2 separate regions of the Homo sapiens genome follow, and region 2 is linked to region 1. The links are chromatin contacts, found by Hi-C or POLR2A ChIA-PET in ENCODE. All regions are on one chromosome and are shown on one strand. The core of a region is the stretch at or near the end of the contact, and the rest is flanking DNA. Distances in the headings are between cores, read along the strand shown.

What was found. Hi-C counts contacts between places; a loop is a spot of excess contacts on that map. ChIA-PET counts read pairs that join two places held with the same protein, here RNA polymerase II (POLR2A). Pooled maps may share reads with other maps.
Region 2: a loop to region 1 is called in a pooled map, with 2.2 times the contacts of the local background. The contact joins two enhancer-like sites. A Hi-C loop is called at or near these places in 11 of 37 single-sample maps with no recorded cell type and 9 of 50 pooled maps. POLR2A ChIA-PET finds 5 or more read pairs at or near these places in 4 of 52 experiments (AG04449, BJ, PC-9 and 1 more).

What each region holds. Positions count from the first base shown.
Region 1 is chr3:125,021,575-125,028,400 of GRCh38, reverse strand. It overlaps HEG1 (heart development protein with EGF like domains 1), which reads left to right. Exons shown (of 17, transcript NM_020733.2): 3 at 894-1,196. Among named protein-coding and RNA genes, the nearest start is that of HEG1, 31 kb to the left of the region's middle. Within about 2 kb of position 3,453, at least 13 of the 41 ENCODE cell types and tissues checked have a DNase peak (open chromatin) inside an H3K27ac peak, as active enhancers do.
Region 2 is chr3:125,138,650-125,145,475 of GRCh38, reverse strand. The region is part of intron 5 of SLC12A8 (solute carrier family 12 member 8); the gene reads left to right. Among named protein-coding and RNA genes, the nearest start is that of MIR5092, 9.5 kb to the left of the region's middle. RefSeq lists enhancers at 1,362-2,315, 2,886-3,115, 3,126-3,215, 2,829-3,652 and a silencer at 3,666-3,895. Within about 2 kb of position 3,500, at least 26 of the 41 ENCODE cell types and tissues checked have a DNase peak (open chromatin) inside an H3K27ac peak, as active enhancers do.

The DNA.
Region 1 (6,826 bases), core at 2,204-4,703:
TTGCCCACAAAGGAGAGGAGGAACAGGTAGGACCATTGCGTGAACGGGGTTAGGGACAATCACGGAGGACTTTTGAAACCTGGCAGTTTAGATTTGGTGTGGTAACAAGAGTCAGTGAAGGTTTCTGAGCAAGTAAGTGACATAACTAAAGTGAATTTGAGGAGGATTCGCCTGGCAGGCAGGTTACAGGATGTCTAGCATGGGGGTAGGAGGATGGAGGGAACCTGGAGTCAAAGGGACCACCCAGGCAGACAGAGAAATTCAGACACCAGGTGCTGCGATGTGGCCTAGTGGCCACAGGGATGAAGAGGAGACTTCACCAAGGAAAAGTGATAGGACCTGTTGATGGCCTGAAAGTAAAGGATGAAGCCGTCAGAGATGACTCCATGGTTTCAGGTCCTAGTGGCAGGAGATCTGGTTGGGAGGGACTCGATTCTGTAAAGATGCATATGAAAGTCTTTTGTATTCATAAATGATTCCTACAGAGCTTAGAAACTCTGCACATGACATTCCCTGGTCCTCTTGGTCACCCAGATATTAGGAATTTTGTTTATATTGCATTCAGGTACATTCTGGGACCAATCTGGTGGAATGTGGATGCTGGGTCCTGATGATCAGACCCTGATCTCTGATTCCATATTGTCTGATACTTACCTCCAGTGAGCTCCTTTTCTGAGAATTTTACCACAATACACAGAATCTTTGTGAGATCTAATACACAGACCTTGGTCTGTGGTCTCTTTCAGGAGTTTATTTTTCATAGACTGAATTATTCTCCTAATTTCTTCTTATGTCTGTATATTTTGTAGATGTCAGAACTGAGCCCCCTAAAAGCATATTAAGACATTTTGAAGTCTGCTGGTGGAATTCTAATTGTTTTTGTCTGTTTTCAGCCTCAGAAAGTCTTCACCTGCCATCCAGCAGTTCAGAGTTCGATGAAAGAATTGCCGCTTTTCAAACAAAGAGTGGAACAGCCTCGGAGATGGGAACAGAGAGGGCGATGGGGCTGTCAGAAGAATGGACTGTGCACAGCCAAGAGGCCACCACTTCGGCTTGGAGCCCGTCCTTTCTTCCTGCTTTGGAGATGGGAGAGCTGACCACGCCTTCTAGGAAGAGAAATTCCTCAGGACCAGATCTCTCCTGGCTGCATTTCTACAGGACAGCAGCTTCCTCTCCTCTCTTAGACCTTTCCTCATGTGAGTGCCACATACCCAGCTTAACACTCGGAAGTCACTCAAAGTAGACATAAATCAATGTGCATAGCCAGCTAGTTACATACTCATAATAGTGGGTAAGGGGAAAAGACATCAAGCCAAAATGCCATTCCTCTAATGCCAGGTACTTGGAGTGGAAGTAGGTACAACCTACCCAGTTTATCTCAGTATTGAGCCTCATGTTTAACATAGTTTTTCTTTTTTTGTCGCCCAGGCTGGAGTACAGTGACGCGATCTCAGCTCACTGCAACCTCTGCCTCCCAGGTTCAAGCGATTCTCCTGCCTCAGTCTCCTGAGTAGCTGGGATTACAGGCGCCCATCACCATGCCCGGCTAATTTTTGTATTTTTAGTAGAGACGGGGTTTCAGCATGTTGGCCAGGCTGGTCTTGAACTCCTGACCTCAGGCGATCCACTCACCTTGGCCTCCCAAAGTGCTGGGATTACAGGCATGAGCCACCACACCCAGCCATTGGTGTCTATTCTCAAACAAGAGACCTTACCTTGGGGTGCATGAAATGGTGAGCATTGTACCATTTGATTAGGAGTGAGATTTTTATTTCTTCATTATTGCAAAAATGTTTCCTTCGATGGTAAAGAAAACATGAGTGTACATTTTTCTAGGCATCATTTTGAAAAAAAAAGCAGATATAATGCAGGAGTTTGCAAGGCGTGATATTAGTAACTACAGCTGTGGAGTGCTCTCCTCTCTCTCTGCTGTTCCAATTACTATTCATCACTTAAGTCTCAGCTCAGGGATTCCTGAGCCTTTCTTCAACCATCTGGTCCTCTGTGCTGTACACCTCATCATAGCAGGTCATCTAATGCCTCTCTGCCCAGAGAGACTGTAATCCTCTTGAGGACACCGGCTGTGTCTGTTACTTCCTTTAGGTTCCCCCTCGCCCAAGAACAAGGTGCAGCCGATAAGACATAGGGATTAGCATGTGCCCAGATACCCTCACAGGGCACATCATGCCATGGGCCAAAGAGAGTATTGGAAACTCTGACCATCTTTTTTCTTCTCCGAGGTTTTATTCAGTGTTTGTGTGTGCTGCTTGTGTTTTCATCCTCGTACCATAGGGAGCAGGACAGAGAGGGTTGGAAATGTTCTTGGAAAATAGAGGTTAGGTTGTCTCCAAAATTGCCATTGCAAAATTTTTACAGGTCAGAGGTTTTTAGAAGTAACTTGCGAGACTAGGAGTTTGGGTTTGTGTCATCAAAGCAAAAACTAAACCCAGGAGTCCCTTCTGGAGTGCCTGTTTAAAGCAGCCAATTCTTCTTCCACATACCCTGTATACAGTTTCCTGCTGACTGGATTTGGATATAATTCATGATTCATGTTTTTAGAAGATTGCTTTTTAAGATTATTCATAAACATTGCTTGGATTGGATAAAAGCTGCAATTCTTCCAGCCTCAAAGTTCTGTGGTTCAGTGATTTACAACTTTACTAAACGGTAGAAAGGAAGTATTTTTTAGGAAGCTATGCTTTGATTCTGGTCAGGATCATTTAATATTTATAATTTAAATTCAACCTACTTTGGTGGTATATTTGAAAAATCAGCCTATGTTTCCAACTTTACTGGACTTGACTCTATGACTCTATATTCACCTATATATTTTTTTCACGTATATTTTTCAACACTAAAAAATTAATTGTCCCTGAAATTCTTTACCATCCATCCTTTTAAAAGCTTATACTTTTAACTGCTGGTGAGTTTCATCGTATCTTTCATATCTCTTGAGTCTTTTACTGAACACTTCTCTTCCTTTTTAGTGAACTGTGTGTTCAGTTCGAGGTAGAGTCCCACCACCCTTTTAGATATTAGAGATGGCTCTGGGTGCTGTTAAATGGGGTTCTCACCAGGCATCCAAGTATGTCTGAATCCATCCTGCCAACCTCCCCTCCTCCCCGTGGGGATGCAGAGGGTACATGTACAAAGACCTGAAGTTACATGGGAAACAAACTTCTGCTTTGTTTTTAAAGCTGGGCTGGCATCTGGTAACCCACTAACCAGAGTCTTCCCCTTGAATCTAAATGTTGAGACATTACTGTCCCTTTCTGACTACACGATACAGGAGCTCTAGGCACTCAGGCAAGAGTGCTGAGAGAGAGCCAGCAGGACCTGCCAGGGAGACCTGGAGTCGGCTCAGCCTGGCTGGCCAGCTCTGGAAAAACAAAAGCAAAGGAGGTGAACACTTGGCCACTCCACCCACTAGGAAATATGACCCTGTGAAAAGCCTGGCGCTTACACCAGTCCGATGAGTGATGCGCCTCACTAGGTGAACACAAGGAAGATAGCTAGGAGCCTGGCATGGAGAGGAGGTGGCTCCTTATTTGGAACATGAAGGAATTTGACCAGATGATCTGAAAGATTCTAGTTTCAGCATCTATGATTCCACGTGTATTCAGCCTTTGTATTCTGTGCCTCGTTTCACTCTTCACTCAGCTACACAGAAACATGCATGCAACATAACCTCTTCCGAGGCTGGGATAGTCAGGAGTTACCTGCTTCCAAAACCAAATTGTATGCCTTACAGTGTTAAAGCAAGTATAGGCCTAGGCAATGGAATCAGATTTTTAAAAAGAGATCAGAAACCATTGGAAATTGTTTTTCTTGCTGCTTTACATCTTTTGCTGCTTTATGTCCTTCTATGTGTTCCATATTTTTTAATAATGACCATTGTACTATTTGATCATCGGAGGGAAAAGCAAACAAAGCAACGAACAGGGAAAAAAGCTCCCTTTTGAAGGTGGAAAGAGATATGTGTATGTTGAATTGTGTGAGAGTGGCTACAATTGAGCACTAAATTTAGTACTGAGCTTCCTGGAAACCAGGGCACAAAGGGAAACCGGGTGGGGCATGCAATTGTTTTCAGATAAAGTAAGCATACAATTTCATCCATAGGCATAAGTGTTTGGGGGCAGTACATTTTAAGAGGACTGTTTATATAAGAAATGTTGAGAATCATAATGGAAAATGCCTTCAATTGCTGTTTTGTGGAAATTGAGCTAATGTTCTTTAAAAGGTGATATTTTATATAGATTCTCAATAGGAGCTGAGGATATAATAATGTATCTCAACTTATGAAAGTATTTCTGTGGGTGGCTAAGCTACTGTGGTCCAGGTAAATTGCTTTGTGGTGATTTCACTTTGTAAAGAAAGAGAGCATAAATAACTCAGAAGATTGCAGATGTGACGTATCTTTCTCAAATAGCTGCTTCAGCTGTACTTTCGGCAAGTTCTGGATAGCAGTCAGGTCAAGGTTGAGCGTTCCGATGTGTTCCTGAGGTTCCAGTGTTTTGTGCTGTGATTGAAGAGAGACCCATGTACTTTTAGCAGACGAGTAGGCATTCTTGCAACCTCCCATTATAAAGATCAGGAATTTGGCTTGTTTCTGCTCCCAGATGGATGGTCTTTCCGTCGTTGAATGGCTGCTTTCGGGGTAGAAATGAGCAAGAAGGGCAATTATTAAATAACCAAGAATCCAGCCTGTTGATTAGAAATGTGGTACATTTCCCCCAGATTTATTTAACAGGTGCTCATTTAGTAATATAAGTGGTGTTTGTAGATTAGTTTGACCAAACATTTTCTCTTTTTACGAAGAGTCACCAACTCTGCCAAAGTATTCACACACATTTCATAGCTTTCCCGTGAGGATTAAATGAGATTTGTATACAATGTACTTCGCCCAATGCCTTGCAAGTCATAATTGGTCAGTAAATGGTAGTTTTTGATAATGATGATAATGATGAGATAATGAGATAAAGAAGCAATGTTCTGCAGAGCTCTCAGAGTCAGGGAAAAACAGAGCAGTTTTCCTTTCATGACTTTCAGCATTTGTGACTTTTGTAATTATATTTCTGTGGCCATTGATTTGCTAAATCCACTAGAGATGGACAGGCCTGGGTTTTTCAGGCTGAATTCAGTATCACCACTGGAGTTTTTTTGGTTTGTTTGTTTTGTTTTGTTTTTGTTTGTTTTTTTGTTTGTTTGAGACCAAGTCTCTCTCTCTGGCTCAGGCTGGAGTACAGTGGCACAATCTCAGCTCACTGCAACCTCCACCTCCCAGGTTCAAGCAATTCTCCTGCCTCAACCTCCCGAGTAGCTGAGATTACAGGCACCCACCACCACAGCCGGCTAATTTTTGTATTTTTAGTAGAGATGGTGTTTCACCATGTTGGCCAGGCTGGTGTCAAACTCCTAACCTCAGGTGACCCACCCGCCTCAACCTCCCAAAGTGCTGGGATTACAGGCATGAGCCACTGCACCCGGCCGACCACTGGATTTTGATGGGAATGTTGAATGGATGAAATTAATGCAGTATCCTGGGAATAAAAGTGTTTTGAAAGAACCTCTAGCAAGCTAATGAGGCTGTAATTTGGTGGATATAAATGATGACTCTAATGAAGTTAGGGCTGAGAAGTCACATGGTTGAGTGAGGATTTGGGGCATATCTATAATGCTTTCTTTTCTTTTTATTTATTTATTTCTTTTTTTTTTTAATACTGAAGTGTGTTTTGTTTGTTTTGTTTAGTTTGGTTTATGTTTTTAAGTAGAGGTGGGTTTTGGTGGTCTGGGACTCTATTTTTGTGTCCAGGTCTTTCTGTTTCTTGTTTCCATTACTAGTTTTATAGATTGCCTGCATCTTCATTTTGTCTCCATTAAGGTGGGGTGACCAGAGCTGCCGGCTGTGTTCTGGATATAGCTGGTTTTATGGTTTTGCACAAGAATGAGAGGAACCTTTTTGTTTCCCATGCATGCTCTCTCTCTCTCTCTCTCTCTCTCTCTCGCTGTAGTGATACTTAAAATTTATTTGTGGTTTTGCTCACAACTGCACATAGGACTGGTCTTCAAGGAAATGTTTGTAATGACAACTTCCTTTTTCCCTTTTCTAGGCCATAATTAACAGCTCAAAGCCTTTTATTATATAAGTGTAGAGTACTTTTTATTATTTTTAGCCTAAAAAGAAGAAAAACACTCTCTTTTTGTGACTTTAGTCTTACCCACCATGTTTCTTTCCATTCCCTAAGCTTTCCTGCAGTTTATTCCCGTTTGGAATGAAGATTTTAATAGACCTTTCTGGAGGTCAGTTCTCAGGGCATCCTTTGGAAAGTTATTTGTGGAAAGGAGACACCCGTACTTATGTGGAGCAGACTACACCTTTTGACCAATAGCGTCTGATTCACTCCTTGAGGCTCTTGACAGTTTCCCCATGGCAGCCATCCATCTATTAGAGCAAATGCTCCTGGAGTCCTTGATCTCTGAGGGGCCCATTGGAGTAGTATGCAGATTTGAGAGCTGGTCTCTAAAGCTTAATGGGGCAAAGTATGATAATGAAGCCTGTTTGCTTTTGGGTGGAATTAAATTTGTGGGGTAATAATAAGTATTTCCTGCTGGTTAGAAATTCTGTTACTTAATAAATGCAGTTTGGTTAATAGTCTTTCAAAACATAGGGCTTATGGTGGCCATGAGGTAGGGAAAAATAAAGAACCCTTGATGGTGACAAGCCTAGGAATTACTGCTCTAGGCCATGAGTGTCCCAGCTGTGTTCTGCAAAACCCTCGGCCTCCTCAACAGTGACCTGGGGTGGGGCACCTTGCAGCAGCTTCAC
Region 2 (6,826 bases), core at 2,251-4,750, 120 kb before region 1:
CCTTTTTATGGTGGAATAACATTCCATTGTATCGATATACCACATTTTGTTTATCCATTCATCTGTGGATGGACATTTGGGTTGTTTCCATTGTTTGTTATTATTAATGTTTTATATTTTTTGCATGTCCCCTGGGGCTAGGTGCCAGAGACACCCCAGAAAATAAGAGAGCGTGGTGCCTGCCCCCACCTGGCTCATAGTCTAGTGGAAAAAACAGGCAAGTAGCCAGCCAGTAACAGCAGAGAGATGGGGACCCATAGGACATATTGGACAAGGGCTTGGCCACACTGTGTTCTGGTCTCCCCTGAGCAGCTGCTAACTTTGTGACGTGGGCATCTCCTTTCTCAGGCCTCAGCTTTCCCATCTGTAAAATGGATTTGAGGCTAAAGACTGCTGTGATGCTAACTTTCTACAGTTCTATGATACTGAATCTTTAGCCATGGCATTCTGAGGGAGGCCCTGCTTTGTTTCTTGGGTAGGACTTGGGGTGGGGGAGAGCTGCCCATGGCCTCAGAACTTGGTGGGGAAGGGGTCTGAGCATGTGAATATTTTCAGCCTGGTGCTTGGCAGGAGGGGGGCTCTGCTTACATATCGGTGTGTTGATACTGACTGCCCCTTCCCTGCAGGGGTCACTTGACCTCCCACCCCGTCTCAGCTGCCTGCCTGGCGAGGATATCCAAGCAACAGTGGGGCAGGGAAGACTTCTTGACCAGCTTGGAGCTGTGCAGGGGCAGCTGATTTGAGGGGGCCATGAGTTGAGTTAGGATTATTTTGGGGGTGTCAGGGGTCAGGAGTTGAAGCATGGGAAGTGGGATGCCAGAGGCAGAGACAGCCAGAAGGAATAAGTGGTGGCTGGGAGGAACCCACAGCCAGGGTGGAGACTTCCCGTTAAAACAGCCCGTTATCCTGGCAGGAGGGAGAGTGCATTCCTTTCCCCCAGGAGATAAGGAGGCCAGATTTTCCTTTCTCAGGGCTCCTTTCTAGGGTAGGCTAGTGGGGGCTCTGTGGGCTGGGCTGGGGCCAGGTCCCTCTGGACCCCTCTGCAGGGTCCCAGCTGGAGCAGCTGGAGCTCCTGGCACTCATCCAAGACTCCCTGCAGCCTTGGACAAGCACTGCTGCAGCAGTGGCAGCACAACGTTTGAATCCCAGTTGCCTCTCTGTGCCTCAGTTTCCTTCCCTGAAAAAAATCCATCTACCTCATAGGGTAGTTGTGAGGCTTCAATGAGTTAATACGGTAAAGCACTTGGAATGAGTGGTATGCAGCGGAAGTAGACAGCACTGTTCTCACCCCAAGATGCCTCTTGTTTCCTGGGGCCCAGGTGAGAACCTAGTGTCTCCTCAAGTCAGATTCTTTTCACATTCTTGGGCATTTGACAGCTCTTTCCGCTGTAGGCCTCTCTAGGCAAAAATCTCATCTCAGCTTACTGACCCCAAGGCCATTATGAGAAAAGGTTCATTAAGCATTTAAAATAGAGCCCGTGTTAGCAGATGGAACAATTTCTTGGTTATTAGAAACCATTCTTCATGAAGAAAAGGCTTATCTTTCCTTTCACAAATGAGGAATCCTTAGCTCAGAAAGAGCCCCGGGACTGCCCTCCTAGACCGCAGGGCATGGCAGGAGCTGCTCTTGTTATGGGACACTTTCAGCCCCTTCCCTCCCAGGCCAGGGAGGCTGCCCTGACATCCCCCAGTCTGGCCTTTCATCCCCTGGGTTGCCCAGCCCTGGGGGTCCTTCCCACTGTTTCACAACAGCCAGTCCTCCCACAGGGTGGAGGCTCTCCCCATGGCCAGGCAGGGCTCTAGGCTGCTCCTTTCTAGGCAGGCTGGGCGGGACTCCCCTGGCCCTCTGGGCAGGTCAAGCCCCACTTCAGATTTCCCTTCTGGCCACTGTTGGAATGCCCAGCCCTCCCTCTGTGTATTTTCTCTCTGGGTGGGGTCTTAGGCTGGAAACCCTGTGCACATCCTCTCTCCACCCTCTCTTTGCAGGACCAAAGTCAATAGGGCTGAAGCCAGAGAGGAGACTGTGGTCCGAGGAAGACTCCAGGCTCACGCCCAGGACTCTTTGGGGGCCTCTTCGAAACCTATCATTATTTCCTCTTCCAAATCTCCAGGCAGTGATCAATACAAAGCAATACAGCCCGATTCAGTTTAATTTCAAAACAGTCCAACGCAATACAGCCGATTCAGTTCTATTTCAAAACACTTTTATTGAACACCAATAGTTGTACCAGGATTGTTATGACCCAGTTCAATGGGAGAGCCCAACAGATTGGGACTTGATACTATCTGGACTCCAAACTGTACTCTCAATTAGGGTTACTGTTCCCCTTTTGACTCTGCGTGTCTTTTGAACAGTTGGCTTCAGCTCTGCACTTCAGTTTCCTCAGTTGTTAAAACAGGCCAATGAATTAGACCATGAAGGTTTCCTCATCTCTCTGCCCTTCCATGTAATCTCTCATTATCGGCCAGTAAGGTTTTATTAACATATGGAACTGTGGTAGTGAGCTTGTTTCACGGTTCTGGAGCACATCCTGTATCAACAATCACAGAGTCAGGGAAGGGAGGAGGGCATGTTATGGAAGCTGGTTTGGGATTTTACCTCTGCCATTGGAAACCAACTGTGTATTTGGACAGTGTGTCCTGAGAGGCCTGAGAGTGGGCTTCTGGCTGGGAAGACTTCAGAATTAGAAGGGTTCTGAAAAATCATCTCGTACTGTGCTACTGAGAGTTCGATCTGCAGGCAGGAGCGTGGCATCTCCGGGGAGCTCATTAGGAAGGCTGGGTCTCTGGCCCATGCCGGTCTCGCTGACTCAAAATTTGCGTTTCAAAGCTCCGAGGGAAAAGGGCTTGTTTACAGTCCCACAGTGAGTCCTCGCATAACCAGGGCCCGAACCCTGGTTCCTGATTCCTGATTTTGCCACTGTTCTTGCCTTCCTCCACCCAGAGATCTTCAGGGTCCTTGTGCCTGGAAGGGGGCCCTGTGCTTCACGCCGAGGGAGGATAAGCATGGCAGGGACTTCTCCCAAATCTATCCTCCTTGAGTTCAGTTTTGACTGGGCTCCTCCCTGATAACCTGTAACTGCTTCACCCTTTGCAGCTCCCAGAAGAAAAACCCCATCCCCAGCCCAGGGAGGCCAGGCCTGCTGTGTTTAATTGCCCATCTCTGTGCCTCTTAGCCCATCTGGGGCTGGGCAGTATCTGAGTGAGTGTCCGGGCGAGGATGGGGCTGCTTGGGAAGGAACTCTTGTGGGTGACAAGTGGCAGGATGGGGCCCGTGGACACTCCCCTTCCTCCCCTTTCCGCGGACCCCCTGGGTCAGGCAGTTTCGGATTGGCTGCAGATCCCCGTCTCCGTGAGGCCGCGTCTGGCGAGGTACAGGTGCTGAGAGGCGCTGGGCTGTCCAGAGGCGGCGCGCGAGGCCGGGTGCGAGGTCTTGCGTGCGCGCCGCGCCCACTTCCTTTGCTGAGGAGCCTCGCGCAGTCTCCGGGGCCTACCACTTCCCCCGACGCCCTTCGGGCGTCGTCGTGCGGGTCCCTTCCCAGAAGCGGCCTCTCCTTTCCCTTTCCTCGCAGAGCCGCTCTTCCTGCGCCCTCCGAGCCCCACCCTCCTAGCTCCGTCCGGAGCCCTTCCTCCGCGCTGGCTATTCTCGGTTGCGCCAGCCTCTCCCATTGTCCATTCGCAGGAAAGGGCTGTCTGGCTGGTCGTCGGTCGCTGGTCCAGGGGTGGGGGACCCAGAAGAGAGCGCCGCCGGAAGCCCCCGCCGCGGCAGCAGCCCGCAGCCCGCAGCCCGCAGCCCGCAGCCTGCAGCCCCAGCATCATTTTTAGAAATCTCGCTTTCTAAGTTAGTCAACAGTGCAACCCGACGCCCACAGGGAGGGGTATGACTTCCCGACTCCCTCTTCTAATTTCAGCAGCCCCCAGCGGCGTAGGGGGAGGGGATGTCGGGGGCACCGCAGGTGCCACCCAGAGCCCCTAGCAGCCGCCTACCCAGGGCAAGGGTCCCATGCCCGGCTGCTGGGCACCCCAAGCAGCCCTGCTGGAGCAGTTCTCAGTCCCACTAGTGACCCCCGCTGCCTGCCTTTGGCTAAGGGGAGGAGGGTAGGCTCCCACGAGCACCCCTTGGGAGCAGATGGTGGGCCCTGAAGAGCCACAGCCCACTGGCCGCATCACAAGAAGCCTGAATTACCCGAATTCCGGGTGGAAAGATCAAGCCTTTCTGCAGACAGAGCTTCAAGGACTTTCCCTCTGCCTGTTCCTGCCTGGGTCTTGTTGTCATTTGTTCTCTGTCTTACCCGCACCCCACCCCACCCCCCTTTTTGTTTTTGTTCTTCCTAAAAGCATACAGCTCAAACTGGACCAAAGTATTTTTATTCCGTGGATAGAGAAACAGATGTTCAGGTCAAACCCAGATCCATTCACACGCAGCAGCTGCAGGCCCCATGCATCCCAGGCCTTCGAGAGTTGAAAGATGTCAGATGACAGGACCCCAGACCACAAGACTCAGTTTCACCAGCAGAGGAATTGAAAGCCCAACAGAGAGGCAAAGAGACTCTTCTGAGGTCAAAAAACAAGTGTTGGAAATCCCTGGGGAGGCTAGACGTGGTGGCTCACGCCTGTAATCCCAGTGCTTTGGGAGGCCAAGGTGGGAGGGTTGCTCGAGGCTGGGAGTTTGAGGTTGCAGTGAGCTACGATAGTGCCACTGCACTCCAGCCTCGGTGATAGAGCGAGACCCTGCCTCTTTAAGAAAAAAAAGGAAAGAAAGAAAAGAAAAAAAAAAAGGAAATTCCTGGGGAATGACTTTGGGATGGATTACAGAGGGTCAGTGTGGTAGATGGAGGCCTGAATTCACTCAGATGTGGGGTCCAGGACAGGCTGTGTCCTCCCAGCTGTGTAAGCTCCAGCCAGTTGCATACCGGTAGGCACATGGTGTTCCACAGGATAGGACTCCTGTCTGCCCTACACAAATGGGGCCGGGGGAGATGCCATGATCTCTGTGGGCATGTTTCCTGGGGCTGAAAGGCAACCTGTGCTGTAAGGGGGTGCAGTGCCAGGGCCTGGGAACCCACCTCCTGGAGAGAGGCCTGGCTTCTGCCACCGGGAGAGGCAGTGGGTGAAATACAGGCAGATCTGGCTATGTAACCCTCGGACAAGCTTTTTCACGTTCCGGAGCCTCAGTGTCCTCAGTTAGTCATCGTACAAGTATGACATTGTAAGGTCTTGTTGTTCAGTGGCTGGCACGTAGGAAGGGTTCAGTCACTGGTCGCTCAGCATTATTTTCAGAAGTGAGGTTGCCCTGTGGTGTCCTTGGAGTGACCTGCACAATCTCTGTGCACACAGTCTTGGCCATTGCTTGGCAAGGACTGTGGCATGAAGACATTATTGGCTATGTCACTCTCAGGGCTGCTGTCCACTCTGAGGCAGGGCATGGTGGCAGTCAGGCCTTGGGAAGTTGTAGGTGCCTCCTGGCGGGACAATCTCACGTGCAGATGTAGCTGCTAGAGTAGAGGTCTCGAACCTTAAGGTCCATGCTCTCCAGAGAGGCTTCAGAAATCTGCCCTTCCCCAAAATGGTATGCAAAATGTGGTGTCTATGGGGACAGGGACCATGGTATTCATCAGACTCTCAAATGGGGGCAACTAAAAGAATTAGGAACCTTTGTTCTGGGCATCAGCAAGTCAGGCATTAAGAGCCACTGTCGGAGGGCATGGCAGGCGGCATGGACCTCAGCCCTACCCTGGGTGTGACCCACTGACCTCACACCATGCTTAGCTAGCCAGTACCGGCCAGTCAGAGACATGAGTGCCTCCCCTGGGCACCCACTCTGCATAAGCCCAACAGAGAGTCAACCATGCCTGAGGTCTGGGTGGGCCACCAGGTTCAGGGTGTGGGAAAGAGACCCAGGCCCCAGCAGGCAGGATGGGGACCAGTGAGCAAGACTCTTTGGGGACTGGCTCAGGACAGGGGACCGTGAGGTGGGGTGGTGATAGGTGAGGGGTGCAAGTCATGAGGGCCTGGGAAAATAGGGGCAGAGGAAATGAGGCAGGGTCCACTGTGCCAGCTTTGGGGGCTCCTTGTTGTCCACTGGAAAGTGGCCCATGTGAGGGATGGGCCACCAGATCCAATGCCCTGCCTCAGTGCGCTTGGTCAAAGAGTTAGAAAATTCTCTCTGAATAAGGCCTCAGACTGTGGGTCATGGAGGTACGACTGGGGGTGTTCTCACCCTCTCTCTCTTTTGCTCAGTTTCTTTCTTTCTTTGGTCCTTATTTTATTTTTCCTGTCTTGTTTATGTTTTTCTCATAAGCCACTCAAGTCATTTTGGGAAACAGAGTACAAACGGAAAGAAAGAAAAGCTCTTCATACATAGAAAAGCTGACGAGAAAGTGGGCTTTCAATTGTGGGATGTTTTGTTTGTTTTCCTAAAAGATATTTTTTGATGACAAGTAGATTATGTTCATTTAAAAAAATTATTTTGTCACCCAAACTGGAGTGCAGTAGCATAGTCACAGCTGACTGCAGCCTTGACCTTCTGGGCTCAAGTGATTCTTCCACCCCAGCCTCTTGAGTAGCTAGTACCATGCCCTGCTAAGTGTGTGTGTGTGTGTGTGTGTGTGTGTGTGTGTGTGTGTGTGTTTTGTAGAAGGGGTCTTTCTGTGTTGCCCAGGCTGGTCTAAAACACCTGGGCTCAAGCAATCCTCCCACCTCAGCCTCCCAAAGTGCTGGGATTGCAGACATGAGCCACTGCACTCAGCCCTTTAACTTAAATGTGGATGTTTTGTAGAAATAAAAAAAGAAAGTACAAGAATTGCCTGTAATTGCATTATACAAA